Regions from separate parts of the Homo sapiens genome. Here region 2 is linked to region 1. The links are chromatin contacts, found by Hi-C or POLR2A ChIA-PET in ENCODE. All regions are on one chromosome and are shown on one strand. The core of a region is the stretch at or near the end of the contact, and the rest is flanking DNA. Distances in the headings are between cores, read along the strand shown. Region 1 holds the start of SLC39A8 (solute carrier family 39 member 8). Region 2 has its middle 130 kb from the start of NFKB1-AS1.

Region 1 (2,868 bases), core at 283-2,782:
TTTGAATCACTTTTGATCATGGAGAAATCACTATCTTCCAAGGCAGCCATGCCTTATAATTCCACAGAAACCTTCCTCTGGGTGACTTTGCCCCATGACTGCTGCCTTCTGTCCTCTGAAGTTAGATATAATATAGTTAAACCTTCTTCCATATGACAATCCTTCAGCTTCGTCTGCCTAGATCCTTAGCCTCTGGGAATGTTCTCTACCTGTCTCTTTCTTCTGCAGTTATGTCTTTAGGTTCCTCTTCTAAGATTAAGATTTTTTCCCTTTCCCCATCTTTTCCCCTTTGTCTAGACTTAATGTCTCTTTAAAATGTGCTATTTTAGGAGGCTGTGCATTCTCCTGATGAAAGGCAAGAACGGCATCTTGTATTCTTTTTATTGTCCTTAGTCACGTGAATGCAAAATGTCTGAGACAGGTCTCAGTCAATTTAGAAAGTTTATTTTGGCAAGGTTAAGGATGTGCCCCTGACACAGCCTCAGGAAGTCCTGAGACATGTGCCCAAGGTGGTCGGGGGTACAGTTTGCTTTTATATATTTTAGAGAGACATGAGACATCAATCAATATGTGTAAGATGTACATTGGTTCAGTCCAGTAAGGTGAGACAATTGGAAGTGGGGGCTTCCAGGTTAGAAGTATAATAGACAAGAGACAAAAGGTTGCATTCTTTTGAGGCCATGATCAGCCTTCCACTCAATAGACAGTTTAGTCTGGCCCAGTGAATCTGCATTTTTTGCATAAACGATGGAGAAGAGAAAGCAATCAGATATGCATTTGTCTCAGGTGAGCCTCAGAGGGATGAATTTGAATAGAATGGCAGGCAGGTTTGCCCTAAGCTGGTCCCTTCTTGATGTTTCCCTTTAGCTTGGTGATTTTGAAGTCTCAAGATTTATTTTCCTTTCACAGCCATCTAACAGTGAAGCATGGTTTCACTTTACACTTGAACCACTATATCCACCAGATACAAACTTTGCCTCAAACACCACACTCACTTTACACAAACCTGTTGACATCACACCTAAGTCAGCTTTTCTTGAGCTCCCATATGAACAAATAAACATTCCTCTGATCTGCGGATATCCCGCCAGGAAGGGCCGGCTTGGGCAGTGCTGGCTCAGCTAGCCCGCCACCGCTACCATTGGATTTCCTCTTTCTCCTCTGATTTTAAGAAGTGAGAAAAAAAAGCAATTCCTGTTAATTATGTAGACAATGCAAGGGTCTCCAGGCTCCATTTCAGCAAGTTGGTTTCATCAAGATCACGAAAAGATGCATGCGTCCCCGAGACCAGAGAGGAGTTAGGGACCCCGACACGGAGGTGGCATCAGGTAACCCTCAGGAGTGAGGGTGGGGAAGAGGGCATGGCTGATGCTGGGAATGAGCAGCGCCCGCGGAGGGAAGGCCGGCGGTCCTGCGCCCCGGCGTGGACGCGCGCGGGAGTTCAGGCTGGGGAAATGGGTCACCACGTGCTACGGAGGCGGGGACAGGGCCCTCCTCCCCTTATTTGTAAAGAGCGCCGGAGCGGATCGCGGAGTTTCACCGCGGACCTGTCAGAGATACAGAGGTTGTGGGGGCGGGAGACAGAAAGAGAGAGAGATCCAGAGACCGAGTCTTACGTTGACACGCAGAGAGAAAGACGCAGAGACAGACAAACAAACAGATAGGAGAGGTGAGAGGCCAGCGAGTGCTTCCGATTAACTTGCCAAGCTCAGAGAAGATCCGGGGAGAGGGAGGGTCCCCTTTAAACGCGCAATCCCCAGGACTCCGGAAGAGCCCTTTTCTGCAGCTCCTTGGGGACTGCACGTCTCACTTCTAAGTTTGCGGCGGAGAGAATAAAGCAGAAAGACAGGAAGAGGAGGTGGAGTTCTACAGTTAGTGTGGTTTTAGTTTTTCCTAAGAAGTGGCGTGGTTTGGGGCTTTATATCCGGGAGGAGCATATGTACGCAAATCCTGGGGCGTTTGCAAACCCGGATCCGGGGCGTCTGGCCCCATGCCCGGCCGGGCGTTTGAGGGCTACTGCCACGCAGCGTTTCTGGAGCCTGCCGGCTGGTGCCCTGGTGGCCTTTATCTCTGTCCCCCTTTGTCCTCTTTATCTCAGGCTCTCCAGGAGGCCGGGGGGCCCACTCCGCCTATCGCTCCCCTCGGCTACGCTGCCACTTCAATGCCCCGCAGGTCGCGAGCTGCTGTTCTTTCGAAGGCGTCGGAGAACCAGGGGCGTCCCGCGCCACCTCTGACTCGGAGCAGCGCCGAGCACTGACGCTCCCGCCCTTGGGCAAGGACGCCAGTGCGCCCGCGCGCGTCCCTCTGCGCGGCAGCCCGTCGCGGGCCCTCAAGGGGAAGCCCAGGCCAGGATGGCCCCGGGTCGCGCGGTGGCCGGGCTCCTGTTGCTGGCGGCCGCCGGCCTCGGAGGAGTGGCGGAGGGGCCAGGGCTAGCCTTCAGCGAGGATGTGCTGAGCGTGTTCGGCGCGAATCTGAGCCTGTCGGCGGCGCAGCTCCAGCACTTGCTGGAGCAGATGGGAGCCGCCTCCCGCGTGGGCGTCCCGGAGCCTGGCCAGCTGCACTTCAACCAGGTAAGGCCGCCAGGTCCGGGCAGCCCTCCGTACTGTGGGTGTCCCTAGACTTCACTTTGTATATGAGCCGTTTTTATTTGGGAAAAGTGCAGGAGAAAGAATCTTGTTATATTTCTCAAGTAGAAGGCGGTATCTGGTGACACTTGCTTTTCACTAGACGAGGCTGAAGGATTAAAAGGTTAACGTTGTTAAGGGATTTGGCAGCCGGAAACTGCAGTTTTACGCCTGATGAACTGAGAGGTCCGACTCTGGTGATTTTAACATTTTATAGAAAACTTTATGAAGTAGTTGAGGGTGT
Region 2 (2,951 bases), core at 51-2,550, 280 kb before region 1:
TCCTAAAGTGACAAAGACCTGAGATAGAAAGAATATTCTCTTGGGCTACCTCTGGCTCTCAGATATGAAACTTATTCCCCAGCTTGGTAAGATTTAGGGAGAAAAGCAGGTAGGCATTGTCTGTGTGGGAAATTCAAAGCATTTGAAAACATCCCCAGAGTCTGCCTTGACTGAATGCAATCTTATTAATTCAATAAGCACATGCAATTAAAAGGGTTATGCAGAAAAGACAGTAATATTTTCAAGTGAATGGGAGAATTCTTGTTTTCTAATTGATTTATCAGAGGCATGAACCAGAGTAGCATACAAAACCTTAAAATCACTGGCAAAACCGGTGTTGTCTTAAGACATGTTTATATTCTGCCCCTAGACACTGTTTAACTTAAGGATTTATTCATTCATTTATCAAGCATGTACTGCAGACCACTCTGGGCAGGTATTGTCCTTGTCACTGGGGGTATGGCAATGAAAAAGGCAGACAAGTCCTAGTTCTCATGGATCATTAAACCAGCGAACGAGGCAATTCCAGCTGGCGATAAGTCCTTAAGGTTAATGTGATGGCGACAGGGGAGCAATGTTAGATAAGGCACCATCTTGTTCAATACTTCAGGGAAGCTTTTTGGAAAGTATATGGTAAAAAATAAGTGAAAAAATTTCAGTTGAGAAATGAGTCTTTAAAGACCTTCATTGTAATTAATACATAAGGAAAGAAAAGCACAAAATCAGCTGGTTATGTAGTTGGGGCTCTGAGCCTGTGATCTACAAGCTGGGGGTGAACTAACCTGCCAAGACATCTTTAAGTCCTTGTGTGGGGCCAAACAGTGAATGAACTTAGCAAAGATAAGACCAATGCATCACTGTTTCGTGTTTTATAAATATCTCTCCTTATAAATATCTCTCCTTATTTCTGTAGACACGGGTTACTGAATCCTGCCATGAAAGAAAAGTTTGCTTAACCCCTTAGGTTGGTCTCTGTCTTTAAACAAGATTTATTGAGCTCCCCTGTGTGCCACATCATGCTATGCAGTGATCAAGTACACATGATTATAGTAACACCTAAGTTACCTACAACTCTCAGGAAATGAGACATTCTGGCTCACGAAAATTTCTGTTTGAGAACTAGCACTCATCCCTGCCTCATAATTTAGGTGGGAACAACCCCCTTGTTCTGATTCTGTTCCTGTTACTTTTTGTTGGTTTTGTAAAATTTATTGGACCACTGCCAGTAGTTGGAGCAGACAGTGTTGGCTGGCCACCTCACAGCCAGATCTTCCTCCTCTCTGCTAATAGAGGTGGCCATGTCCAGCCTCAGAGACTGAATCATAATTTGTTATTCTAATCCTAGTCTCCATTGCCAGTGATTGATGTAGGGTTAGGCCCATGACACATTTCAAGAATGAATCATAAGTTGATGTCTAATGTGGGGTTTCTGGGGGAAGGTTTCCCTGCCTGATAAGGGATAGACCTGAGGCAAAACCCTCTGCTGTTGGGTAAAATTGAGAAGCTATTTGAGGGCCTGACACTTGGAGCTGCTGCAGCCTTTTTTTGGTGATCTTAAAGAAACATATTTGACAGGGGGTGTCAGAGATGTTTAGCTGCTAAATTAACCCTGCAACCATCTAACTGTGGTCTTATTATAATGTGGTAAAAAATAAAGGCTTAATTGTTTAATCTTGTAGTCAGGTGTTCTGATTTTACAACCCAAAGCATCCTAATTGATACAGCAGTTAAAGGTGTGGGCGTTGAAATCGGACTTACTTGTGTTTCAGTCCCAGATCCACCAGTAGCAGGCTGTTCTTCATTGGATACAGGCTACTGAGTCTTTCTGTGCCTTAGTTTCTTTAAACATGGGAACAATAACAACAGTATCTGCTTCATAGGTTAATTGTGAGGTATAAAGGAGATAATGCACAGATTATTGATAGCACATGATAACTATCCACCAAATGTGAGCTATTACAATCATCATTGCCTCTGTGTGAAGCCATCAGAAGAAATCTAGGGAGGTGGGCAGAACTGAACGTGTGCAGGCATTGGGTGGTGGCTGTGAACAGCATCAGACAGGAGAGCTGGAGGTGTCGGGGGCAGCAGTGAGCCTGGGAGAGGAGCAGGTAGGACCTGGATCCCCCCGCACCCTGCCTTGTCATCCTGAAGATTTAGGTCATATTTGACCAGCAGGTCATGGTCTAGACTGTGTTTTAAAAAGTTGAATTACATGCTAACATTTAAAAAGGGAAAGATTCCATGTAAAATATCGATGTATCTATCGCTGATCTTGTAATGGTATTTTTTAAAGCCCTTATTTGTTTAGCCCACTTATAGTCAGGCATTCTCATTTTATCATTAAAAGCATCCTCGTGGATAAAGACATGGGTCTTTGAGGTCAAACATATCTGGGCCTTGGAGAGGGCAGTGTGGGCACCTGGGTGTCCTGTTGGGAGATGCGTCACCTACTTCCTTGTGCTGGGATGCTGCAGTGGCAGTGGTGCCTCTAGTGAGGAAGGCTGTTGGGGACATAATTTGCTGAAGTGGGCTGGGAGCGGTGACTCACGCCTGTAATCCCTGCACTTTGGGAGGCCGAGGCGGGTGGATCATCAGGTCAGGAGATCGAGACCATCCTGGCTAACAGGGTGAAACCTCGTCTCTACTAAAAATACAAAAAATTAGCCGTGCGTGGTGGCGGGCTCCTGTAGTCCCAGCTACTCGGGAGGCTGAGGCAGGAGAATGGCGTGAACCCGGGAGGCGGAGCTTGCAATGAGCCGAGATGGCGCCACTGCACTCCAGCCTGGGCGACAGAGCGAGACTCCATCTCAAAAAAAAAAAAAAAATTGCCAAAGTGGGTGAAGGAAGGGCCCCTGCTCTTTTACAATGAGCTCTCAAGCCAAAGTGGGTGACTGGCATGCTTCCCTACCCATATTTTTGGTATTGGAATGAAAAGATTTTTAACTAGT

Evidence for each region. A loop is a pair of places that touch in the nucleus more often than their neighbours do. ChIA-PET counts read pairs that join two places held with the same protein, here RNA polymerase II (POLR2A). Pooled maps may share reads with other maps.
Region 2: a map of mammary epithelial cell shows a loop between it and region 1 (6-fold over the local background). The contact joins the enhancer-like site here to the promoter of SLC39A8 in region 1. A Hi-C loop is called at or near these places in 13 of 168 maps with a recorded cell type or tissue (CD4-positive, alpha-beta T cell, CD4-positive, alpha-beta memory T cell, CD8-positive, alpha-beta T cell and 8 more), 30 of 37 single-sample maps with no recorded cell type and 22 of 50 pooled maps. POLR2A ChIA-PET finds 5 or more read pairs at or near these places in 5 of 52 experiments (CD4-positive, alpha-beta T cell, CD4-positive, alpha-beta memory T cell, activated CD4-positive, alpha-beta memory T cell and 2 more).

Annotation. Positions count from the first base shown.
Region 1 is chr4:102,344,146-102,347,013 of GRCh38, reverse strand. It overlaps SLC39A8 (solute carrier family 39 member 8), which reads left to right and starts at 1,532. Exons shown (of 9, transcript NM_001135146.2): 1 at 1,532-1,669; 2 at 2,099-2,570. The coding sequence starts at 2,352. RefSeq lists an enhancer at 1,000-1,049 and a silencer at 2,230-2,479.
Region 2 is chr4:102,626,405-102,629,355 of GRCh38, reverse strand. No RefSeq gene overlaps it. Among named protein-coding and RNA genes, the nearest start is that of NFKB1-AS1, 130 kb to the right of the region's middle. Within about 2 kb of position 1,300, at least 3 of the 41 ENCODE cell types and tissues checked have a DNase peak (open chromatin) inside an H3K27ac peak, as active enhancers do; they include mammary epithelial cell, where a contact is called at or near this core.